Linked DNA regions of Homo sapiens: region 1 is linked to region 2. The links are chromatin loops, found by intact Hi-C in ENCODE. Cell type or tissue: heart right ventricle. All regions are shown on one strand. Links, peaks and the distances in the headings refer to the core of each region. The heading gives the core; the rest is flanking DNA. Region 1 overlaps LINC01483 (long intergenic non-protein coding RNA 1483). Region 2 overlaps LINC01483 (long intergenic non-protein coding RNA 1483).

Region 1 (8,521 bases), core at 1,964-4,463, 62 kb before region 2:
CTCATATTTTGAGGGAAGCAGAGTACAAGTAACAGGATGACAAAAAGAGCAAAATAAAGAAAAAAGAGGAAATGACAGGGATAACTGATGCATGGGTGGGAGAGAGACAGGGGTGGTCAGAGAGAAGACAAAGGCAAAGAAGAGGTGTAAGAAAAGTCAGAGAGGAAGGAGAGTGTAGTGAGTATTTGGGATTGCTTATCAACTTACATTTCTCCCTTTTTCCTGGTTGGCAAAAGCCTCATTTTGTTAAGGTATCTAATTATTACCGCCTCCATCCCACCCCACATGTATGATTCAAAAGAGGGTCGGCTATTCCTGCTGAGGGGGAGCCCTGATTGACACGGGTCAGTCATGGTGATACTGTTTTCCTTGCCAATGATGAAGTTCAGGGCAAAGTTCTACTAACTGATGCTCCAACAGAGGCCTGCCATGTGGCATCTGCAAAATGTTTCCACTCTTAAGGAAACACAGAATGAGACAGTCCCTGATATGGTTTGGCTGTATCCCCACCAAAACCTCAACTTGAATTGTATCTCCCAGAATTCCCATGTGTTGTGGGAGGGACCCAGGGAGAGGTAATTGAATCATGGCAGCTGGTCTTTCCCATGTTTTTCTCATGAGAGTGAATTAGTCTCACAAGATCTGATGGGTTTATCAGGGGTTTCCACTTTTGCTTCTTCTTCATTCTCTCTTGCTGCCACCAGGTAAGAAGCACCTTCTGCCTTCTGCCATGATTCTGAGGCCTCCCCAGGCATGTGGAACTATAAGTCCAATTAAACCTCTTTTTAATCCCAGTCTAGGGTATGTCTTTATCAGCTGCATGAAAACAGACTAATACCGTACATTGGTACCAGTAGAGTGGGGTGTTGCTGAAAAGATACCCAAAAATGTGGAAGCAACTTTGGAACTGGATAACAGGCAGACGTTGGAATGGTTTGGAGGGCTCAGAAGAAGACAGGAAAATGCGGGAAAGTTTGGAACTTCCTAAAGACTTGTTGAGTGCCTTTGCCCAAAATGCTGATAGCAATATGGACAATAAGGTTCAGGCTGAGGTGGTCTCAGATGGAGATGAGGAACTTGTTGGGAACTGGAGTAAAGGTGGCTCTTATTATGTTTTAGCAAAGAGATTGGTGGCATTTTGCCCCTGCCCTAGAGATTTGTGGGACTTTGAACTTGAGAAAGGTGATTTAGGGTGTCTGGTGGAAGAAGTTTCCACTTAGCAGCAAAGCATTCAAAATGTGACTTAGGTACTGTTAAAGGCATTCAGTTTTATAAGGGAAGCGGAGCATTAAAGTGGAAAATGTGCAGCCTATGTGATAGAAAAGAAAAACCCATTTTCTGGGTAGAAATTCAAGCCTGCTGCAGAAATTTGCATAAGCAGCAAGGAGCCTAATGTTAATCCCCAAGACCATGGGGAAAATGTCTCCAGGCCATGTCAGAGACCTTCATGACAGCCCCTCCCATCACAGGCCTGGAGGCCCAGGAGGACAAAATGGTTTTGTGGGCCAGGCCCAGGGTCCCTGAGCTGTGTGCAGCCTAGGGACTTGGTGACCTATGTCCCAGTTGCTCCAGCCATGGCTGAAAGGGGCCAACATACAGCTTGGACTGTGGTTTCAGAGGGTGGAAGCCTCAAGCCTCAGTGGCTTCCATGTGGTGTTGAGCCTGCAGGTGCACAGAAGTCAAGAATTGAGGTTTGGGAACCTCTGCTTAGATTTCGGAAGATCTATGGAAACACCTGGATGCTCAGGCAAAAGTCTGCTGCAGGGGCAGTGCCCTCATGGAGAACCTCTGCTAGGGCAGTGTGGAAGGGAAATGTGGGGTTGGTCAGAGGCCCCACATAGAGTCTCTACTGGGGCAGTGCCTAGTGGAGCTGTGAAAAGAGGGCCACTGTTCTGCAGACCCCAGAATGGTAGATCCACCAACAGCTTGCACCATGCACCTGGAGTAGCCACAGACACTCAATGCCAGCCATGAAAGCAGCTGGAAGGGAGGCTGTACCCTGCAAAGCCACAGGGATGCCCAAGACCATGGGAACCCACCTCTTGCATCAGTGTGACCTGGATGTGAGACGTGGAGTCAAAGGAGATCATTTTGGAGCTTTAAAATTTGATTGCCCTGCTGGATTTTGGACTTGCTTGGGCCCTGTGACCCCTTTGTTTTGGCCAATTTCTCCCACTTGGAATGGCTGTATTTACCCAATACCTGTACCCCTATTGTATCTAGGAAGTAACTAACTTGCTTTTGATTTTACAGGCTCATAGGCAGAAGGGACTTGCCTTGTCTCAGATCAGACTTTGGACTGTGGACTTTTGGGTTAATGCTGAAATGAGTTAAGACTTTAGGGGACTGTTGAGAAGGCATGATTGGTTTTGAAATGTGAGGACATGAGATTTGGAGGGGCCAGGGGTGGAATGATATGATTTGGCTGTGTCCCCACTCAAATCTCAACTTGAATTGTATCTCCCAGAATTCCCACATGCTATGGGAAGGATCCAGGGGGAGGTAATTGAATCATTGCGGCTGGTTTTTCCCATGCTATTCTCATAATAGTGAATTAGTCTCAAGAGATATGATGGATTTATCAGGGGGTTCTGCTTTTGCTTCTTCCTCATTCTCTCCTGCTGCCACCATGTAAAAAGCACCTTTCACCTTCTGCCATGATTCTGAGGTCTCCCCAGCAATGTGGAACTGTAAGTCCAACTAAGCCTCTTTATCTTCCCAGTCTAGGGTATGTCTTTACCAGAACATGAAAACAGACTAATACAGCCCCTTTCTGCCTCTGGCTATTGTCACATCTGGAGGTGATGCTTGAATCTGCTCCTGCCCTTCTCCCACCACAAGGAAAATGAGCTTTAGAAAGCAGGCTTTACTGGCAGTGACAGAGATGGAAGTATGGAAGAACATTGGATTCTAAAATTAGCTTTTCCTGCAACCATAAACAGCTCCAATGTGTTAGTGGCTTAAGGCAACACACTACACACTTTTCTTTCCCTTTGTCATGTGAGGGCTGTGGGACTTCTGGCCTCCATTCACCCCCAAGTGTCTTCTCATTTCAGACCCAGGCTAAACAGCAGCCACTACTGAGACCTGCTGCTCTCAATATCCAGAGGCAGAAAGGGGCTGTCTCATTCTGTGTTTCCTTAAGAGTAGAAACATTTGGCAGAAGTCGTAAGGCAGCAGCTTGCAAAGGGAACTGGGGCCAACCTACTCCAGAAAACTTTCTACATGGATGTGTCATGCTTGCTGTCTCCCTACTGTCCAGAGCATGTTATGTATGGGCTAAGCCCAAAGTCAATAAGGTGAGGGCTAAGGGGGTTGGTGGGGGAGTGAAGAGAGTGGAGAATCCTCTTCCCATAAGGACAGGGCAAGTCATGTGACCATAGGCAGAAACATTTAATCCTCTTACAGAGAAGAAATAAAAATTTGGGAACAAAAATCCAATCAGCCAAAGTCCTTGGTGGCATTATTGAGCCACTAGTGAAAGTACCCCCAGGACCCTATTTCTGGATTTCCACTTCTGTGAGATAAGATACTTCCTTATTAAGTCTGAGTTTTCTGTGATTATGCTTTTTTAGAAAAGAGCACCTTAATTATGCAGAGAAAACACCAAATGATTTGCTCATATTCAGAAGTGGAGGAAGAAAACGCAAACTGTCAATGGACCAGGCAAAAGACAAAATGCTAGGCACTGATTCTCCTTCCCAAACAGATCAACGCTTTTCTCTCCAACTGTGAAAAGAAAGACAAGGCTTCCTAAAATGTTGGGGTAGTTCTGAGGCTAGATAATGAAGAACAAATACAGCCAGGAGGTTCAGGCAGTATGATGGGTGTGTATGAGTTTTTACAGGTTTTGTTCCCATTCAGTTAAGTACATGTATATGTGCCAATGAATCTGAGAAAGAAAGAAACTCAAATTGACATTATTTTTCCTTACCAGTTCAATCAGATATATCTTACAAGAAGAAAAATAAAATGTATCTCTTTATATCTTCTGTGGAGTCCTAATTAGGAAAAAAAAAAAAAAAAGTCAGGCTGGTGGGACCGAGGAAAAGCAAAAAGAGAAAGCAGATAGGCTATGAGTCTGTCTTGCCTTTCTTCATGGTCCAGGACATGCCCTCCTGCACAAATAACTCACCATCTTCCGGCGCCCAGCTATCACCAGACCCACGGCTGATAGAAAATTGTAAGTTAGCTCACTGCAACCTTGGCGTTATCAGTATTGCACAAAGCCCTCTTCAGCACACAGCACCATCCTATAAAATCCCCAGCAAGCCTTCGTCTCCTCACAGTCAGCCCCTCTCTTACTCATCTGCCCATTGCACCCTTGCAACATATTTTCATACTTTAATAAATCTTTCTTTTTCTTTTTTCTTTTTTTTTTTTTTTTTTTTGAGATGGAGTCTCGCTCTGCCACCCAGGCTGGAGTGCAGTGGCACAATCTCGGCTCACTGCAAGCTCCGCCTCCTGGGTTCATGCCATTCTCCTGCCTCAGCCTCCCAAGTAGCTGGGACTACAGGTGCCTGCCACCACGCCCAGCTAATTTTTTTTGTATTTTTAGTAGAGACGGGGTTTCACCGTGTTAGCCAGGATGGTCTCGATCTCCTGACCTCATGATCCGCCTGCCTTGGCCTCCCAAAGTGCTGGGATTACAGGTGTGAGCCACAAACGTGCCCGGCCAATAAATCTTTCTTTACCTACAACTATCTTGGTAAATTATTTTACCACCCACTCCATCGGCCTCAGATAGTCATGAACCACCTGCAACATTTTCCACTTACCCATTCCTTCATTTCAATATGCTCCAACATGGTCTCTCTGCCAGGCTAAAAAAGTATATAAATATATATCCATACATATCACTAAATATATAATTGTAGTTATATGTATGGTATACGCATATATGTAGATGGATTGATTTTTATATCTGTGTATGTGTTTTTTAACATATATGTACAATTTACATGAGAGAGGGCAGATTTTAGAGTCTATCTGATAAAACACAATCTTTTTTTATTATACTTTAAGTTTTAGGGTACATGTGCACAACGTGCAGGTTTGTAACATATGTATACATGTGCCATGTTGGTGTGCTGCACCCATTAACTCATCATTTAGCATTAGGTATATCTCCTAAAGCTATCTCTCCCGCCTCCCCCCACCCCACAACAGGCCCCAGTGTGTGATGTTCCCCTTCCTGTGTCCATGTGTTCTCATTGTTCAATTCCCACCTATGAGTGAGAACATGCAGAAAACACAATCTTATCATACGGAGTCTGGGAAGAGAGGTAGACCTAAATGATCTGCTTAAGCTACTGCTACAACCTAAAATGGCCTGGTAAGAACTTTTACTGAACTCACTGAAAGAAAAAAAAATTAATGAAAACATTCGAGCTGTACAAGAGGACAGAATCTAGGGAGTTACAACAATCATCTTTTGTTTCATTTTGCTTTATTATTTTTCTTTCTTTTTTTAAGAACATTGAAGCTGTGACCACAGAGGTGATTGGAGAATCACAGCCCTCCTGAAATGATATCCAAACAGAAAATTTTCCAATACATATCCTAAAATCACAGAGCATGTAATTCCACATCAGCTCCAGGAAAGCAGCATCTTTGCTTAGGATATGGAAATTTGGAAGCTCATTGCTATAATCTGTGGTTATGATTTCAAGCTCCCCCAGTGATGCCGGGAATCAAACCACAGACTCCTAGTGCTAGGAGCCTTTATTGTAATCCAATAAAACCTTAACAACTAGTCTTCATTTTTATGATAAATTAAGGGCCTCATTTGCTTTAAAGCAGCCCCTCTGCCCTGGAGTTTACCTCACTGTGGAAGCAGTCCTAGAGAAACACTCAATTCAGATGGGGTAAAGACGGTGGGGGAAAAAGAGCCCAGATTCCCCACCTTGGTTGGTTTCATGGGTTCAGAAACTTCAAAACAAGTGAAAAGCTCTCTTTCAAAAGAACTGATCTTTTAGTATGAGACTGTGCTTGGGATTTTTGACAATGTCTTATGGACACTGACTTCTTAACCTGGCACTTCAGTCAGTCACAGAATGTCACCTTGAAATCATAAAAGGGACATCTGGAACTGAGGCCATGTGTACTATCCACCCACTTTCAATTTAACTTTTTTATTTTATTTTATTTTGGCTAATTTGAATTTTTATTCAGAAGCTCAAATTCTGCTCCAAGTGCCACTATTTGCTTTGCTGTTATGTCATCTTTGTGAACTAATTTGTTGCAGAATGACCTTTAAGTCCAAAACAAACTTAAAACAAGGATCATATTTATTTCACAACATGAATTCCTTTCTAAGATCCAAGGCACTGGGACATCAAGCTACCCCAACATCTACATGTGTGTTTTTAAAGAATTCCAAAGGTCAGCTTAGAAGGGTCAAAAATGTTTAAAACCTACATTAGAGAGAAAATAAATTATGGCAAATTTGAAATGAAAAGTTTTTCAAATTTAAATTCAAGGTCTCAATTAAACCTTCCCCAAATTAAGAACAAAGTATAGGCAGCCATCTTTGCATCTCCCAATTATTCCATAACCAACACCTTAAAAAAAAAAAACATTTTAACGTTGAAGTTTCTGCATTTATTCAATTACTAATTAAATGTATTCATGTCATGTATTCATTCATGAGTAATGCATGTAGTAGGAAATGAATACGTTACACCAAAGAAGTTTCAAGACCAATATTCTAGTTCTAGGCAGCCAATTCACCAGCTCCGTATTCTCAGAAAATCAATCATTGTGAGAACTTAAAAATGAGGTAATTACTCTAGAGCTGATCTTTAGAAATAAGGTCTCCTTTTCAATACTACTAGTCTATTATTGAACACTAAGATTATCGATTAATATTAAAATTTGAATTTTAATTATATAAAAACATGTTAAATAGAAACATGGAGAAAACATTACTAAAGCATGCTCAGTTATCTATGAATAATCCAATTCACATTTAGATGATTCGGAGTCACTTGTAAATAATTATAATAACGGCTAATAGTTAATGCTCACTCTGTGATAGGCGCTGTTTTGTCCTAAATGCTAGACACACATACACTCATTAATTCTCATCCAAATCATGAGTTACATTCTATTAATATCTCTCATTGTACAGATGAGGATGCTGAGAAACAAAGAATTGAGTACCTGCTTATGTCTCATATTGCTATAAAGTTAGCCAATATCTAAATCCAGAAAATTTCATTCCCAAGTCTATGTCCTTAATCTACATTTAATGTCCCCAGTAAGTGAAGGGGAACTAGATTAAAGCAGTAAATATTGAATATGTTTCAGCAACACAGTTTATTCTGAATGCATACATTTAAATACCTATGTTTCTATACCATTCATATTTGGAGGAGATGTTTGTGTTTATTCAGAAAGTAGACAGTATAATGTATAGCTCTCCAAGCTTATCTCAGAAGCCCATTGATCCCTAGTAAACATGTCTTTTCTTCTGTTATTGACATATTTTTGGATGAAAGTATTCATAAGATAACTCATTTATAAAACACATACCACTTGTCAGGCAGTATGGATGGCAGTCTACAAACATGGTCCAAATAACTGGTGTCCCTGCATCAATGCTCTCAGTTAGTCATCTCTTACCCTCACTCTGGGCTTGGTGATGTGACCTTCCATGGCCAGTGAAATCATAGCAGTAGCAAATGGGATACTACCAGACTTGAAAGGTACTTACTCATTGGGTACTAGCATATCCTACTGTTCCTGGAAACACTGCTGGTTGGTAAAAAATTAATGGTCAAGTCTTCCCTGTTACCCCAACTGAAAACAAACCAGTCACCAGATATGTGAGTGAGGCCATCCTACACCAAAATATTCCAATCAAAAGACCCACCCAGACAATCCAGAGATTCTTAAGAAATAATACATGTTTGTTGTTTTAATCTACTAAGTTTTGGAGTGGTTTGTTATACCAAAAAGGCTAAATGATACATGCATTATGCCAAGTCCTTAACAAACATCATCTCATTTAATCCTCACAATAACCAGGCAAGGTTAACATAATGTGATTATGTTGTTTTCAGTATAAATAAAGTTGTGTCAATGAGGTACTTTAAATGTAGTTAAATTGCATGGGATCATAGAACTTAGTGTATCTCAAACCATAAGACACAAAGCATTTACTCATGACATTTGTCACTTAAGAGCTACACTGAGGTTGATACTACAAAGGAAGAATTCTATATAAGTGTATCCTGCCCCATTTGCTTGTTTCTTACCATGCTAAACTTTGTGTAAAAATTATACTTTGAATAATTTCCAAAAATCATACTTTGGATAATTTCTCAGTGAGTAGTAAATTGGACACTATGATTACTAATTCTTTGGCAAATTAAAGATGTTAACTTTCTGCAAATGCTGAACTGTGGCTGATATTTTGACTCTGCTTATGTATGATAGCAACCCTAGTGCAGATAATTAGTTCATCTATCACTACTGTTATATTCTAATTTCTAAAATGTTTTTTGTCAAATACCAA
Region 2 (8,521 bases), core at 3,392-5,891:
TTTTATATCCACATCACTTTCCACATGACTTATCAGTGCCTCCCAGTAGAGAAAAAAGCATAATTATGCCTGCCATTTTTACTTTGGGATTGGTCACGGGAATTGACCAGTGAAATGTTAACTCCATGAATACCAGCAGGGATGTTCACATGAGTGCATGGATTGGTTTGTTTGCATGTCTTTATTTAGCCATGAGAAGAACATATACTAGGTAACAGCTGATCCACAAATAAGGAACTACAGGGAGCAGACTTGAATTCAATACATATGTGAAGTCAAGCACAGGTAAGCAATCCTAGGTAAGCCCTCCAAGACCGCTACTGACTCACAGACCTATGAGTGAGTAAGAAATACATTCATTATTGTAAGCCACTGAAGTTTGGGGGTGGTTGTTACACACACAGCATTGCTACAGCAGCAACTGTCTAATAAGAGTGGAAAGTGGAATTTTGGAGAAGTCAGTCCACCAGCAGATTAAACAAGGAATAAACTGGAGACAGGAAGACAATTTAGAGGATTCTTATAGACCCTCTAGAGATGGCTTTGTTCCTCTGAAACGATACTCTACAATGCTTAAGATGCAGTTTTTCTATCTACCTGGCCTCCAGAGTGAGGAAAAGTGGAACAAATCCCCTATTCAGTCCACACTGTACATATAGTGTATGCAAGAAATTAAAATTGCTCTTATAAACCACTATAGATACAGGGCTTGCTTATTTCTTTGGAGTATCTCAGACAATCCTGACTAATACAGGAAGGAAGTTCCAGGATTAATTCAGCAGTTCTGCAATGTCATGGAACATTAAGCTTTCCCTTTTTCCATTTTTCCTTGTTCTGCAGACCACTGTGTCATCCCTTAAAATTTCAAGGTGGCTGTAGCGGATCCAAGCCAGAATCAGGTAACAGGCCCATGTCCTGACTGTAAGAGGAGAAGCTAGAAAAACAAGTGGTTTTGCCTTTTCATTATATTTACTGGAAGACAAGTTTTGCCAGCCATGAAGAAAGTAGGAGGAACAGGTGTTGCGTAGGCAGCCAACAGGTTCTTTGAATGTAGGATGGGATACTATCTACATTTGAGATTCTACTATTTATTGAATGCTTTCTCTATGTCAGTTTATTTTCATAGCTCATAGACATTATTTCATCCCCCGCCACCCATTTTACTGATGAGAAACTGGAACACAGGGAAGCTAATTGGGAATCACAAAGACAAAGCAACATGTTTAAGATCACCCAGATTGTAGATGACAGAATAAAGGTTTGAACCCAGGCCTGACTGTCTATATTGAAGCCCTCTTATCCAAACACCCTTCATGTAAAGACTTCTGCTTCTCTCCATTGTTCAGTACTTCAAGACAGCTACTGATTCTGCTGCATGACTCTTCTGTACTACAAAAGAGGTGCAGGACACAGACACAATGACAAAGTCCCTCCCTGGGGCACTAAATTACACCCCCCCCCCAAAAAAAAAGACAGATGGTGATCTTTTTTCTTTTTTTTTAATGTGAAAGCCCATTCCAGTGAAACAAGTGCCTGCTGTCCCATGACTTATAATACCAAGTGATGTTCAGATTCTGTTGGGCTCCTGAGCAAGCATGCCAAGTCTGTTTGCAATTTCCGCAGCACATAGCATGCTTGTCAGAGGCTTTCCATTCATTTTCACTAACGCTTCCCTGGCCTTTTGAAGGCTTTTCAGCTGAAAGCCAAGAGTCCAGGCCCCAGATTCTCAGAGGCTGGCAGCCTTCTTAAATGCATTGTTCATGTCTCTGTCTCTGTCTCTCTCTCTCTCTCTCTCTCTGCTTTTTCCAAAGAAAGGACATCTTGGTACAACTCAAAAAGCTGTAAGCTGAAAACTCACTGAGAGTTTGGGCAGTAAGTCCCTGGTGTTGCTCATACCCAGAGCATTATTATCCCCTTAATCACCTCTCTCTCTCTCTGGACAGTGGTCTGTCTTGATCTTTCTGGGAGAGGCAACAAAGCAGCTGTGGTAGAATTTGATGCCATGTTGATGGCGTTGCACTGTTTCCTCAGATTCTCACATGGATGTGCTCCCTCGTGGCTGGCCTTCCATGCAGAACAGAGCAGTCTCTCTTCCCAGAAAGGCAGCTGAGCTTCCCAGCTGTGGTATCTTGGGGAAATGAAGCACATTCCCACTGCTGTAGAATCATCTTAGCTTTTTCCACTTTGAAAGCTGGTTCCCAGAGAAAAGATACTAGGCAATTTTTTTTTAGAGTGCTGATTGTATTACTGTCAAATCAATGGACTAATCACCTATATGCATTCTTCTCTCTCCAACTATGAAATTTTTAAATGGGAGAACAGAGAGCTTGGGAAGAAGGAAGCAACAAGGGCTTTATGCCTCGGTGGTAGAATTCTAAGATTGACCCTCAGTGACCCTAACCCTTGTATAATCCAATCCCCAGCCATTTGAATGTGGGTGGAACATGTGAATATGATGAGCGGTTATAAGGCAAGAGAGAGAGATTATGCAGTTGAGCCTGAATTAATCACACTAGCCCTTTAAAAGTATGGAGATTTCGATGGCTAATAGCAAAAGAGAAGTCAAACGACTATAAATTTCAGGAGGATTCTATTTGAGAGATCCTGCTACCAGCCTTGAAAAGTTAAGCTTAACTGATGAGAGGGTCTGGGAGAAAGTCCATGGCAAAGAGCTTGCAAGGGGCCTCTAAAAGCTGAGAAAGGCTCGCAGCTGAAAGCAAGTAAGGAAATGGGGTTCTCTGTCCTACAGCAGCAAGGGACTGGATTCTGCCAACACCCTGAATGGACCTGGAAATAGATTCTTCCCCAGGTCTCCAGGGAAGAGTCCAGGCCAGCCTTGAATTCAGTCTTGTGAAACTCTAAGCATAGAACCCAGTCAGAACCTCTCACCCACCCTTTTCATTTATATAACTGGGAGATGATAATTGGAAGTTGTTTCATGTGGTGAGTTTGCAGCAATTCGGTGTGCAGCAATAGAAAACTCACATAGCCTTTTTTACCCATTCCCAGGAATCACAACTTTCAATTGGCAACAAATTGCATTCAGTGAGTACAGGCTCTAAATCATATAGGCCCTATTAGTTACATTATCTTCAGGCTTCCTTATGCGTAGTAAGTATGAAATCAATCTTTGTTGATGAAATGAATGAGGCAATGCTTAAAAGCATAGGCTTTAAAGTCAGAGACACATGAGTCCAAATCTCAGCCTCATTACCTAGTAGCTCCATGATCTTGAGTGGGTCATTTAAGCTCTCTGAGCCTCAACCGTTGTTTCATTTGCAAAAAGAGGGTGAGCACAATACCTGCCCCATTTTACTGGTTCCACTACTATGAGACACAGTTGACTACTAGCTTATTTTTCGCCTTCTCCAGTGGATTTGACAAAATTAGACTCTACTAATTTCCCACCTACATGTAAGACCTTTTTTTTTTTTTTTTTTTCAGTCTCTTGTTGGAGAGCTTTCTTTCCCATCTATTCCTTATATGTTGGAGTTCTTCAAGGTTTGGCTCTTTCCCTTCTTATGAAGTTGTTGCATAAATTGCCATGGCTTCAAATGCCACACACTTATCAACCTTTCTCAAGATTCTTTCTCTATACTAGCTCTTTCTTTGGGGCTCCAAGCCCTGAACCCATATATCTAGCAACCTGAGAACTCCATTTGTATCTTACTAGTTTCTCAAACTAAAAGAAGGCCTATATTGAATTCATGACTTTTTCTCCCCAGAATTACTCCTCCCCTAATGTTTTCAATCTCCATAATGTCTCTACCATTCACTCCTACTGGAAACCTGGGAGACATCCTTGAAAACCTCTTCCTCAAACATTCACATTCAACCCAACACAAAGACTTTTCAGTTGTACTTCTTAAAGATATTCCTTATCTACCCTTTTCTGTCCATCTCCACAGCTATTCTTATACCCATCCAAGCCACCATGTTTTGCTTGGACCATGACAGCATCATCTAAATGATATCCCACTACACTCTCGTTTCTCTAAAATCCATTCTCCATTCTGTGCCCATGTGATATTTATAAAAGGAGAATCTAAGAATATCATTGCTCACATTAATATTTTTAATCTTATATTGGCCTTAAGATAAATTATTAATTATAGATTAAAATTCATGAAGTTATTAGTCAAATATTAGGTCAGTTGTTCTCTAATTTCAGCATAAAATAAAATACATGAGGTGTCTGCACAGCTCATGTGCTCTTATTTGGAAATGTTTTTGTCACTTTTGCTGAAGAAGTTGCCAGATTTTTCGACCTGGTTGTCCTGTAGTTCTGACCAGAACTGGCTAAATAGGAGAGGGAAGGAAAGAAAGAGACAGAGATAGAGAAGCATCTGATATCTTTGTAGTTCCCATGATGCCAGTAGTACTTCCCACAGCTGGCTTTCATGAAATTTCCCTTCTTTACTTACAATAAATTTCCTTTTGGCCAACGTGAGTTTGTTTTTCTTTCAACCAAGTAACTCTTAAATGGAAATAAAATTAGCCTTTTGCCTTTCCTTCTCAACATAATCCCAAACTTGCTTCCAAATTTTAATTTGCAAAGTCATCATAATTTGAAAAGTACTGGTGGATTTCCCAAGTCCAGGGATTCATTTGCTGAGTTCTTTAGAAGCAAGCAACCTTTTGCCAACAGAAACACAAATTACCCAAATCAGTGATATATTTTTAACTTTTTATTTTGAAATAACTTGAAATTTACAGATAAATTGTGGAAATAAAAATAATATGAAAATCCCCACTTACCATTTATTCACATTCACCTATTTTTAACATTTTACCCCATTTGTTCTATCATTAAGACTATTTGTCAATGTATATAGCTATCTAGCTACATCTAATTTCTTTTCTGAACCACTTGATGGTAAAGTAAATAGATCATGGCCTTCGACCTATTAATATATCAGTGCGTATTTCTTAACAATAGGAATATTCTGTTATATAACCAAGAAAAGTTGTCAACGTTGGTGAATTTAATATCGGCAAATGTTTTTCTCTATACTTTGTATTCCAATTTTCTCATTTGATCTAACAGGGCCATATATCACATTGCCCCACCCACCACTCCAGTACAAAATTTAGTCTAAGATCAGGTATTGTATTTACTTGTCATGTCTCTTTGGCCTCTTTTAATTTTTTATTAAATATCATCACCATGTTGTAAAATAGATCTCTTGAACTGATTTCTCCTGTTTAACTGAAATATTATATCCTTTTCCCCAATTCCATTCTCCCCCAACCCCTGGTAATCAGCATTCTGCTCTCTGATTTTATGAAGCTTACATTTCTGCATTCCACAGATGAGTGAGATCCTATGATATCTGTCTTTCTGTGCCTGGTTTATTTTACTTAACATAGCAACCTCCAGGTTCATCCATGTTGTTGCAAATGACAGACTTTCCCTCTTTTTTAAAGCTGAATAGTAATCCATTGTGTATAGATGCCACATTTCTTCATTCATCCATGGACGAACACTTAGGTTGATTCCATATCTTGGCTATTATGAATAGTGTTGCAATGAACATGGCAGTGCAGACAGCTCTTCAACATACTGATTTCACTCCCTTTGTTTATATACCCAGAAGTGGGGTTGTTGAATGATGTGGTATTTCTTTTTTTTTTTTAATTATACTTTAAGTTATAGGGTGCATGCGCACAACGTGCAGGTTTGTTACATATGTATACATGGGCCATGTTGGTGTGCTGCACCCATTAACTCGTCATTTACATTAGGCATATCTCCTAACGCTATCCCTCCCCCCTCCCCCCACCCCACAACAGGCCCCGGTGTGTGATGTTCCCCTTCCTGTGTCCATGTGTTCTCATTGTTCAAGTCCCACCTATGAGTAAGAACATGCGGTGTTTGGTTTTTTTGTCCTTGCGATAGTTTGCTGAGAGTGATGGTTTCCAGCTTCATCCATGTCCCTACAAAGGACATGAACACATCATTTTTTATGGCTGCATAGTATTCCATGGTGTATATGTGCCACATTTTCTTAATCCAGTCTATCACTGATGGACATTTGGGTTGGTTCCAAGTCTTTGCTATTGTGAATAGTGCCACAATAAACATACGTGTGCATGTGTCCTTATAGCAGCATGATTTATAATCCTTTGGGTATATACCCAGTAATGGGTTGGCTGGGTCAAATGGTATTTCTAGTTCTAGATCCGTGAGGAATCGCCACACTGACTTGCACATTGGTTGAACTAGTTTACAGTCCCACCAACAGTGTAAAAGTGTTCCTATTTCTCCACATCCTCTCCAGCACCTGTTGTTTCCTGACTTTTTAATGATCGCCATTCTAACTGGTGTGAGATGGTATCTCATTGTGGTTTTGATTTGCATTTCTCTGATGGCCAGTGATGATGAGCATTTTTTCATGTGTCTGTTGGCTGCATAAATGTCTTCTTTTGAGAAGTGTCTGTTCATATCTTTTGCCCACTTTTTGATGGGGTTGTTTCTTTTTTTCTTGTAAATTTGTTTGAGTTCTTTGTAGATTCTGGATATTAGCCCTTTGTCAGATGAGTAGATTGTAGCGCAAAATCTTCTTAAGCTGATAAGCAACTTCAGCAAAGTCTCAGGATAAAAAATCAATGTGCAAAAATCACAAGCATTCCTATACACCAATAACAGACAAACAGAGAGCCAAATCATCAGTGAACTCCCATTCACAATTGCTTCAAAGAGAATAAAATACCTAGGAATCCAACTTACAAGGGATGTGAAGGACCTCTTCAAGGAGAACTACAAACCACTGCTCAACGAAATAAAAGAGGACACAAACAAATGGAAGAACATTCCATGCTCATGGATAGGAAGAATCAATATTGTGAAAATGGCCATACTGCCCAAGGTAACTTATAGATTCAATGCCATCCCCATCAAGCTACCAATGACTTTCTTCACAGAATTAGAAAAAACTACTTTAAAGTTCATATGGAACCAAAAAAGGGCCCACATTGCCAAGACAATCCTAAGCCAAAAGAACAAAGCAGGAGGCATCATGCTACCTGACTTCAAACTATACTACAAGGCTATACTAAACAAAACAGCATGGTACTGGTACCAAAACACAGATATAGATCAATGGAACAGAACAAAGCCCTCAGAAATAATACCACACATCTACAACCATCCGATCTTTGACAAACCTGACAAAAACAAGCAATGGGGAAAGGATTCCCTATTTAATAAATGATGCTGGGAAAACTGGCTAGCCATATGTAGAAAGCTAAAACTGGATCCCTTCCTTACATCTTATACAAAAATTAATTCAAGATGGATTAAAGACTTACACTTACATGTTAGACTTAAAACCATAAGCACCCTAGAAGAAAACCTAGGCAATACCATTCAGGACATAGGCATGGGCAAGGACTTCACATCTAAAACACCAAAAGCAATAGCAACAAAAGGCAAAATTGACAAATGGGATCTAATTAAACTAAAGAGCGTCTGCGCAGCAAAAGAAACTACTATCAGAGTGAACAGGCAACCTACAGAATGGGAGAAAATTTTTGCAATCTACTCATCTGATGATGTGGTATTTCTATTTTAATTTTTTGAGAAACCCCCAATTGTTTTCTATAATGGTTGTATTAATTTACATTTCCACTAACAGTATACCAGGGTTCCCTTTTCTTTATAACCTTATCAACACTTATCTTTTATTTTTGACCTCTTATAATCTGAAACATTTCCACAGTCTTTCATGACATTGATGCTTTGGAAAAATACATTCCTATTTTTGTTTCATAGAATGTTTCTCCTTTGGATTTTATTGAAGTTATGTGTTCTCAGATGGAATACTGCATAGGTAATGTGGTGTCCTTCCAGGAGTGTCACACCTGGAGGGACACAAGGCCACCTGTTCATGGGTGATGGTCACTGGGACCACTGGTCAAGGTGCAGTTAAGGTGTGATCTGATTCTCCACTGCATAATTACTGTATTTTTTTGTCTTCCTGTATTAGTCAGGGTTCTCTAGAGGGACAGAACTAATAGGATACATATATATGTATATCTGAGTTTATTAAGTATTAACTCACATGATCACAAGGTCTCACCGTAGGCCATCTGCAAGCTGAGGAGCAAAGAGAGCCAGTCCGAGTCCCAAAACTGAAGAACTTGGAGTCTGATGTTTGAGGGCAGGAAGGGTCCAGCATGGGAGAAAGATGCAGTCTGGGAAGCTAGGCCAGTCTAGTCTTTCCACGTTTTTCTGTCTGCTTTATATTCTAGCTGCACTGGCAGCTGATTAGATGGTGCCCACCCAGATTAAGGGTGGATCTGCCTTTCCCAGCCAACTGACTCAAATGTTAATCTCCTTTGGCAACACCCTCACAGACACACCTAGGATCAATACTTTGCATCCTTCAATCCAATCAAATTGACACTCTATTAACCATCATACTTCCTTACAATAGATAAGCAGTCTGTAGAGAGACACTTTGAAACCATACAAATGTTCTGTTTCCCAACAAAATTTCCTCTAATATTAAGAATCCAT

What was found. A loop is a pair of places that touch in the nucleus more often than their neighbours do. Peaks named below come from ENCODE experiments on the same cell type or tissue, not always from the same donor. Only the 100,000 strongest peaks of a DNase experiment are listed, where the experiment ranks them.
Region 1: it touches region 2 in a loop (4-fold over the local background); 3 of 110 quality-filtered maps call a loop at or near these places.

The regions. Positions count from the first base shown.
Region 1 is chr17:69,691,531-69,700,051 of GRCh38, reverse strand. All of the region lies in intron 3 of LINC01483 (long intergenic non-protein coding RNA 1483), which reads right to left. Among named protein-coding and RNA genes, the nearest start is that of LINC01483, 100 kb to the right of the region's middle. In heart right ventricle, for the core only: no CTCF peak of the experiment used is centred there; a DNase peak (open chromatin) is centred at 3,161.
Region 2 is chr17:69,631,081-69,639,601 of GRCh38, reverse strand. The region is part of intron 3 of LINC01483 (long intergenic non-protein coding RNA 1483); the gene reads right to left. Among named protein-coding and RNA genes, the nearest start is that of LINC01483, 41 kb to the right of the region's middle. In heart right ventricle, for the core only: no CTCF peak of the experiment used is centred there; no DNase peak of the experiment used is centred there.